Regions from separate parts of the Homo sapiens genome. Here all the other regions are linked to region 3. The links are chromatin contacts, found by Hi-C or POLR2A ChIA-PET in ENCODE. All regions are on one chromosome and are shown on one strand. Each heading gives the region's core, a stretch centred on a gene start or an enhancer-like site at or near the end of the contact. The rest is flanking DNA. Distances are from core to core; before and after follow the strand shown. Region 1 overlaps PRIMPOL (primase and DNA directed polymerase). Region 2 has its middle 12 kb from the start of ENPP6. Region 3 holds the start of IRF2 (interferon regulatory factor 2).

Region 1 (2,700 bases), core at 144-2,643, 190 kb before region 3:
GCCCCCAACCCTCATGAGGACAGGAACTATCTAATTTGCTGGAAATAACTCAAAAGACTAGTCAGTCATAGAAATTTCAGGTATGACAGCAAACTGGCAGAAGAGTATTTTTAGGCAGATCAAGATCTATGATCTCTTACATTTAACTGAATTCTCTTTTCTGAAAGGCTGACAATAGCAACTAGAAATGTCATCAAAAGACACACTAAAGGAAGAAACAAGGAAAAATTCTGAATTACTTCATATTCTCTGCACCTCTGGCTCTGGCAGCTCCTAATTCTAGGGGAAAGGGGCTGAGCTGGCAGCCCAGGAGAAGGCCTGATCGCATCTCTCTAGCCACACTAGACCATTCACTGTCCCCAAATGAGCCACGCACTCTTATCTCTATAGTTTTGCTTATGTTGTTCTGACTGTAAAGGCTTTCTTACCTTTGACTATACAATGAAATCTTACTGAAAGCCCAGATGAATGCCATCTGCTTTCAGAAGATACCTGTAGCAGAAACTGCTGGTACCTCACAAATTTCTATTCTCTCCTTCTTCCTGAGCAAGAGATTCTCAGCTTTCGGCCTGTGGCTAGTAGCCATGGAGCAGACGATGACCAGTACACGGCAAGCAAAGAAACAGCCTGTTTGGCACTCTGCCTCCACACCCTGACGGCAGTCCCTCCTCACTATTCACGCTTCATTTGGAAGGGATTTATTCAGATACCACTGGGCATGAAGGCCACACACTGCAGAAAGGCAGCGAGCACGGGGGCTGGAGTCAGAGACAGCTCAGTGTCTGTTTTGGCTTTGCCATCTGCCAGCTCTGTGACTTTGGTCAAATCTAAACCTTAACATTCCCCAGCTGCTTAACAGGAGTAACAACAGCACCTACCTTTTGGAGTTGCTGTAAGGAGTAAACAAGAAAATGAAACTAAGGACTTAGCACAGTGCCTGGCACATGTAACTGCTTAAAAAGCCTTTGTTGTGCAGCCTTAGGACAAGTCCCTAAAGGTATTTATTAATGCCTTCTGAATGAATGCACGAATGGTAAGGAGGACCAGGTGAACAGACCACATCGTGTCAGACAGCAGCATCAGCAAGTGCAAAGGCCCAAGCGCTACAGAAAATGTGGCCCATGATAGGAGCTGAATGAAAAGGGCAGGGTGGCGGGAGATGAGGCTGCCGACTTGTATTTATAATCGCTTTTAATAATTAATAATATTAGTAATTAATAATATTATTAGTAATATTATTGATAATGATATTTTTATTATGGGCTAAGCTCTGGAAATACCAAAGTAAGAAACAGTCCCTGCCCTAGAGAAACATTAAGTAGAATAGAGGAGATGACAAAGAAAACAGGAAATGACCTCAGGAAGTGGTAAATGCTTTGACACCATAAGCCCTGGACGTTCTCTGCAACCCAGAGGAACACTAATCCAAGTAAGGCTTAGGGTTTGAGATATGACAGAAACAGCTTCTCACATAGCTTGACGTCTACAGAATCCTAACAGGCCAGGTGAATCTGGAGGCACAACGGTTTAGACAGCAGCATCAAAAGGTTCAAAGGCCCATGGACTAGAGGAAATGTGGCCCAGGACAGGAGCTGAATGCAAAGGGCAGGGTGGCAGAAGATGAGGCTGGAGCACAGCGGGCCTCGCTTTGCAAGCTACGGCATCCATGCTTTTGCCTGAAGGCAGCGAATAATCACTGGAGGGTTTGAGGCACACAGGTGGCAGAATCAGCGCACTCTAGCCAGCTGACTGGCTAAGTAGGGCGAGAGGCACAGAGAGGGCAAGGATGATACCAACGTGTCTACTTGGGTAACTGGTGACACCACTCACTGATACACACATCACGGAGAAGATGTGACTCTGGGGAAGGATGAGGAGCTCAGCACAGGACATGCCAAGTTGGAACCATCTGTGTGGGGAGTGTTTAGAGGCAGTTGGCTGGATGGGTCTGACGTCTAGAACAATCTGGGCTGAAGATAAAGATTTCAGAGTCATCAACATAGATGCATATCAAAGCCATGATGGTGGCTGATCATCAAGGGTGAGGATAGAGTGGGAAGAGGGTCAAAGATGGACTCTACCATTACTAATATCTGAAGGATTGTGAGAAAACATTTTAAATGGTTCATTTTCAAGCCATGATAAATCTAAGTACCGGCAGCCAGCCTGCAAATGTAACAAACCACACGGCTCATGCACCTAGAAAGTCTTAATAAGTGAACAGAATGTAGAGGAGGGGTCAGCCCATAAAAAGGAAGAAAGTTTGTTATTGGAAAATCAAAACTCAAGTGGGGAAGGGGATGGGGTATAACCTTATAAGGGGGATAATGAAACTTAGGTGATGTCTGGAAAGATTGTTAACCCCATAGTACTCAGCCAATGAGGAACTGGGGGAGGGACTTGCGTGCTAGGAGATAAATTACCTGCTGTAACTGCCCTGAATGTGCCTGTCTACCAGACACCCAATCTTGTAAGGCCGTTATTAAAAGTCTCACTTTCGGCCAGGCACGGTGGCTCACGCCTGTAATCCCAGCACTTTGGGAGGCCAAGGCGGGCAGATCACAAGGTCAGGGGATCAAGACCATCCTGGCTAACCTGGTGAAACTCCGCCTCTACTAAAAATACAAAAACTTAGCCGGGCATGGTGGCACACGCCTGTAGTCTCAGCTACTCGGGAGGCTGAGGCAGGAGAATCGCTTG
Region 2 (2,839 bases), core at 301-2,800, 240 kb after region 3:
TTCATTTTGACAGACCAACTAGTAGTCTGAGGCTGGGCTTGTATAGGCCATACCTAGCTCTAACCTGGTAGGCTACCGGTGTCCACCACAACAACCTGACAGTTGGTAAAGGGACAAATTTGCTTAGACCAGCCTCACAACCACACACAGAAATCCCTCCTGGAAGTTCCAACACCTGAAATAGCAGCATGATTTCTAGGACACTGAAAGCGGGGGCTGGTATTTCTGTTTTCCTGTTCATATGGTGGTAGCTTGTGGCAACAGTATAAAAACATTTTACAATTCACTGGCTTTCAGCTTTGGAATTATGTAGTGTTTTATTTTTTCTGGGGTATTTGAATTCAAAATTTGCTTATACAGTGATTTTATTATAATTTTTGTGACACTATTTTAAGGAAATAACAGTGCATAAATGCAAGCACATTTAATTCTAGATATCAATGTTTTCATCTATAAACAGAGAAAAGTGAGAATGGCCCTACCTATTTGTATTGAGGTTCAAAAAAAATGAAAGAGCTTTGAAAACTATATACATGATTTCTCTAATGGAAAGATTTCCCTAATGGAAAGATTTCCTTATTTTTGCATATTGGAAACAATGCTTAGAATAAAAAAGACTTCCTTTTTTTTTTTTTCTTAAGATGGAGTCTTGCTCTGTCACCCAGGCTGGAATGCAGTGGCATGATCTCGGCTCACTGCAACCTCTGCCTCCTGGGTTCAAGCGGTTCTCCAGCCTCAGCCTCCCCAGTAGCTGGGACTACAGGTGCGTGCCACCACATCCAGCTAATTTTTTTCTTTTTAGTAGAAACCAGGTTTCACCATCTTGACCAGGCTGGTCTCAAACTCCTGACCTCAGGTGATCCACCCGCCTTGGCCTCCCAAAGTGCTGGGATTACAGGCATGAGCCACCATGCCCAGCTGGGACTTTTGTTTTTTAAAAGCAATTTATACTCGGAGGTGGAATTATTTTCTCTCACAAATGCCCAGGTTTGGGACCCACAGGATGGAAGGCAGGAGGGCTGAGCATTTGTGTATCTGGAAACCTCACCTCCTCCTGGGGGCTAAGGGCAGGGTTTAGTGATTTGCTGTGCCGAGCAGTGCGGTCTGTCTCCTCATCCAGGAGCTGCAGTGAAATGGCCCCACATTGCCCTCTCTGAGAAGGACTAGGGGACATTCTTTGCAATGAATGGGCCTATGTAGTCCCTCCAGTATCTGGGCGGGTAGAGTCCAGGGAGAGAAGGTGGAAGCTGACAACGGGCCCACATCTCTCAGATCCAGTGCTGCTTTCTGGGCTTTCTGGCTGGCCGGGGGCTGGCAGGGAGAGAGGGGCTCTGCGGTTTCGTGCCCAAACCCAGCATCTTCTGGGGACCTCACCCGTTCCTTCCCCGAATTGTGCTCCAGGTCTTAGTTACAGGAAGAAGCATTCAGCAGTCTGAGACTCTCTAAGTTCCTGCCCCCAGGAAACAGTGGTTACGGAAGCGGAGTTATTGCGTAGCTCCCTGGTCCTAGCCACGGTGCTGGAGGCTTGGCTTCCAGCCAAGCAAGAGTCCCACAGGGTTGAAGCCACCACAGAGAGGCTGCCCCGTGCGATCCAGAGATCATAGACTGGGTTGTTAGGGACTCTCTTTTCCTCCTTTCTTCCTTTGATCATACGTACTTGAAGCAACTCGTGAATTTGTTTCCCTTCTGAAGAATACATCTTCCAAGAGAATGTTCATTGTGTGTGTGTGTATGTGTGTGTGTGTGTGTGTGTGTGTGAGAGAGAGAGAGAGAGAGAGAGACAAAGAGAGTAAAGGGGTCTTGAAGGCTTGAGAACATTTTCATCAGACCCCTCAAATTTTCATGACAGTTTTAAGGCTAGCTTAATTCTTGTTCTTGTGTATACTATCTGCTTTTTATCTCTGGAAGCTTTTAAAATGTTCTTTGTGGCTTGCTGTCTTCAGTACTGAGGGGAGGGTTTCACTAGTCCTCCACTGGTTCTCCATCTATCATGCAATTCACAGAACAATTGATAGAACAAGCAGACTGCCCTTACAATCACCCCACTTCCCCCCAAATTCTAGGTGATCCCCCATCCCAGTGTGCCCGGGAGTGATGGCTTTCCTGGGACATGGGACTTTCAGTGCTATTACCAGGAAACTCTTAGGCAGATCAGAACAAGTTGGTCACCCCACCATACTACTTTTCTCCACTGGGCACCAGAGACCCTGATCCACTTAACAGATTCATTTATTCAACAAGTGCTTAGGGAGCCTTATTTTGTTCCAGGCTCTTGGAATACACAGTGAATAAAACAAAGATCTTTGCCCTCACTGAGCTAACATTAGAGCCAGAGGTAAGTGGACACAGACCATAAACAATAACCATAATAAAGAAGTCATCTATATAGTGTATTAAAAGGTGATAAACCTATTAAATATTACAAACCATAAAAAGCATTATAAGCTTTTCAGGATGTGCGGTTGCAACTTTAGATGGGATTAGACCTCATTGAGAAGATGACATGTAAACAAGGACTTGAAGAAAGTGAGGGAGCTATGTGGATGCGGGGGGAAGAGCATTCCCAGGTAGAGGAAATAGCCAGTGCAAAGGCCCAGAGGCAGAGAATATCTGGCTTGAGCTACTGTCAACAAGGAGGTTATTGCAAGTGGGACACACGCATGATTGAGATTAGTAGGAAAGGAGGTCAGTGTAATGGGAGGCAAGGTAGTATAGGGCTGGTTGACCACAATGAACACTCGGTTTTTTTTCTTTTCTTTTTTTTTTTAGACGGAGTCTCGCTCTGTCGCCCAGGCTGGAGTGCAGTGGCGCAATCTTGGCTCACTGCAACCTCTGACTC
Region 3 (2,700 bases), core at 118-2,617:
TGAGGTCTATTTCTGAGACCAGAGCCACAAAACAGAATCCTGCACCTTAGCCATTTTCTTACCACACGCGTTTTCTTGGATACTTCCATTTTTCCAGTCTATATAATTCAATACTTCTGTGACAGAGAGGTGTTGGAGTTTTTTGTTTTGCTTTTGTTTTTTCGCAACTCTTTACATACAAACAGCTATGGTCTCCCAGGAAGGAACTTCCTCTGTTGAGTACAGAAGTCTGGGAAAAGACTGGTGAAATTGCATGCGAGGAAGAAACAGGTCTAACTAAATGTGAATCTATACTTTTAAAGCAAGGGACCACAAAGGGTAGGTCCCAAGGAAGTTGCATTGCTTGCTGCACTTGTCACACGGGCTGTACTTTCTTCTCTCATTTATTTCCATTTACAGCGTTGAAAACTGAGGCCTTAGGCTTTGGTTGAAAACCGAGGCCAAGGGTGACCAGCCAGTGAGTTAAGGAGGCCCCAGCCGAACTTTGCTGGAAGTGCTCCAGCATAAAGCCTCTCTCCAGAACCAGCCGCCACTGAGACGTCTTGAAGTCAAAGTAACTCACACCCTTGTCCACCTCGCCCTGCGGTGAAGAAACTTCGGTCGCACAGGCTCCAGAACTCATCTTGGCGTGGGCTGTGACTTACTGGGGGATGGGCCTCCTTTTCGTTCTAGCTCCTAAATGGAGCGGAGCGCCAGGTGGTGTCAGAGGGGGCGGCGGCCCCTCCAATGGTGGCACCCTCAGCCACGGATAAGGTTCCAATTAGGTAAGGACGCAAGTAATGCTGTCGTTTCGGCTGACTGCTCCTTTCATTCCTTGGAGGTGGTCGGTGTCACAAAACGAATTTTCATTTACTCTCAACAGTCACACCAGCCCTGCTAACTGGATGGTCGCAGCCCCGTGCCTTCGCCGGACGCCCTCCTGGAACCTTCAGGCCACCCTGAGGATGGAGACTCGGGTGCCCGCTCTCCTCCCCTACCGCCGCGGGCCTGCGCCCCCCGCCCCGGACCCCGACTCGGACGTTCTAGCCGCACGTGCGGGCGCCCCTGGGTGCGAGCCGCGGACTCACGAGCCGCTGCTTGTTGCTCCCGCCGCCGCGACCTGGGGAAGCGAAAATGAAATTGACTTTTCCGAGAAATGATGAAAGCGGCGCTGCCCGCCAATGAGCTGCTGCGGCGAACTTCCGCACCTCCCGGCCGGGCCGCTCGCGCCCTCCCTCCGCCTCCACCTCCCGGTTGCACAAGCTTGAAACAAACACTGGGGAGGAAGGGCGGAGGGAGGAGGGCGGAGAGGGGAGGCGAGGGAGGGAGCGCGGCCGGAGGAGGGCGGGGGGTGGGGGGATTTCCAGCCGCGGCTCTTCGCAGTTTCCTCTCCTTGTTTTGCTTTCGATCTGGACTGTTCTCAGGCAAGCCGGGGAGTAACTTTTAGTTTTGCTCCTGCGATTATTCAACTGACGGGCTTTCATTTCCATTTCACATACCCTAGCAACACTTATACCTTGCGGAATTGTATTGGTAGCGTGAAAAAAGCACACTGAGAGGTAACATTTTTCAAATAATAGTTGTGACTGTGTGTGTTTCTCTCGAGGGCATGTTTCTGGGGACTGTGGGGGGCCGTGTGTGTATGCGTGTCCTGATGCCTTGACACGATGTTTTGCAGACGGAAAATGCCGGGGTTCATAAATATTAATACTGATTTTTGGAGGAACAGTCGGCGCAATTATGGATCATCTGATTTTAGGGGAAGCAGGTTCTGCTGCTGTTGCTGCTGCTACTGGGGCTGCTGAGGCTGCGAGGAGGAGGAGGAGGAGGAGGTAGAGAGGGAGGAGGAGGAGGAGGTTGGTGGAGGTTTAATTTCACTTTTGGATTTGCAGATGCGGAGAGGTGGCTCCATGGACACAGACCTGCTGTGTGTGCTTCTGCGCCCCAGGTGTTGTGTGTGGGGGTGCAGGTCAGCTGGAGTCGGGCCTCATTTAAAACAAAATTGTGTGTATGTGCGTGTTTGTGTGTGCGCGCGTGTGTGTGTGTGCAGCCACCGCCGCCACCGGATCCGAAGGAGGGGAGCGGGTCCTTCTCGGTGCCCGCGGCGGCGCCTCTCCAGGCTGCCTCCAGCGTAAATAAGCAGGCACCGCTCCCCGGCCGGGAGGAGCGCCTCCAGCCACGGCCAGAGGAAACTTGCTGGGGCGCCCCGCGGCGGTCCAGGGGCTCGCCTGCCTGCCGGGCTCGGGGTCGGGTCGCGGGCGTCGGGTGCCAGCGGCCGGGGCGGGAGGGCGGGCTCGGAGCCGGGCCGGGCGCCGGGCCTGGCCGACGCGCCCTGCTTCCTGGGGGCTGGGCCGCCGCCGCCGCCGCTCAGAAGGGACGCCGCGTCCTCCTTCCCGCCGGCCAGCGCCCGGTCGGGCCCTGGGGCTTTGTCATTGCACTTGTCCCAGCGCGCCAGGGGCTCGGGCGGCGCGTCCCAGGAAGGCACCGTGCCGAGGGGTCAGCCGCCCGGGCCGCGGCCTAGCGCCGTGCGCCCCCGGGTCCCCGCAGGCGCCCCCGGCCGGCCTCGCGCGCTGGGCCTGACCCGCCTCGGCTACGGAGCGGGCGAGGTGGGGGCGGGGAGCCTCCGGGGACCGAGCGGCGCAGTGGGGGCCGGCGTCCCCTCGGGGTCCCGGGGCGCGGGCCGCGGCGGGGTGGGGACGCGAGTGCCCGCCCCGTGCCCTC

What was found. Hi-C counts contacts between places; a loop is a spot of excess contacts on that map. ChIA-PET counts read pairs that join two places held with the same protein, here RNA polymerase II (POLR2A). Pooled maps may share reads with other maps.
Region 1: a pooled map shows a loop between it and region 3 (3-fold over the local background). The contact joins the enhancer-like site here to the promoter of IRF2 in region 3. A Hi-C loop is called at or near these places in 3 of 50 pooled maps. POLR2A ChIA-PET finds 5 or more read pairs at or near these places in 2 of 52 experiments (B cell and activated naive CD4-positive, alpha-beta T cell).
Region 2: a pooled map shows a loop between it and region 3 (4-fold over the local background). The contact joins the enhancer-like site here to the promoter of IRF2 in region 3. A Hi-C loop is called at or near these places in 6 of 50 pooled maps. POLR2A ChIA-PET finds 5 or more read pairs at or near these places in 6 of 52 experiments (GM10248, activated CD4-positive, alpha-beta T cell, activated CD4-positive, alpha-beta memory T cell and 2 more).

What each region holds. Positions count from the first base shown.
Region 1 is chr4:184,667,409-184,670,108 of GRCh38, reverse strand. All of the region lies in intron 6 of PRIMPOL (primase and DNA directed polymerase), which reads right to left. Among named protein-coding and RNA genes, the nearest start is that of PRIMPOL, 19 kb to the right of the region's middle. Within about 2 kb of position 1,393, at least 4 of the 41 ENCODE cell types and tissues checked have a DNase peak (open chromatin) inside an H3K27ac peak, as active enhancers do.
Region 2 is chr4:184,228,927-184,231,765 of GRCh38, reverse strand. No RefSeq gene overlaps it. Among named protein-coding and RNA genes, the nearest start is that of ENPP6, 12 kb to the right of the region's middle. Within about 2 kb of position 1,550, at least 3 of the 41 ENCODE cell types and tissues checked have a DNase peak (open chromatin) inside an H3K27ac peak, as active enhancers do.
Region 3 is chr4:184,473,217-184,475,916 of GRCh38, reverse strand. It overlaps IRF2 (interferon regulatory factor 2), which reads left to right and starts at 1,367. Exons shown (of 9, transcript NM_002199.4): 1 at 1,367-1,538. IRF2-DT (IRF2 divergent transcript) reads right to left here and starts at 1,115. Exons shown (of 1, transcript NR_186573.1): 1 at 1-1,115. RefSeq lists enhancers at 329-658, 1,009-1,198 and silencers at 1,229-1,348, 2,159-2,208, 2,289-2,700.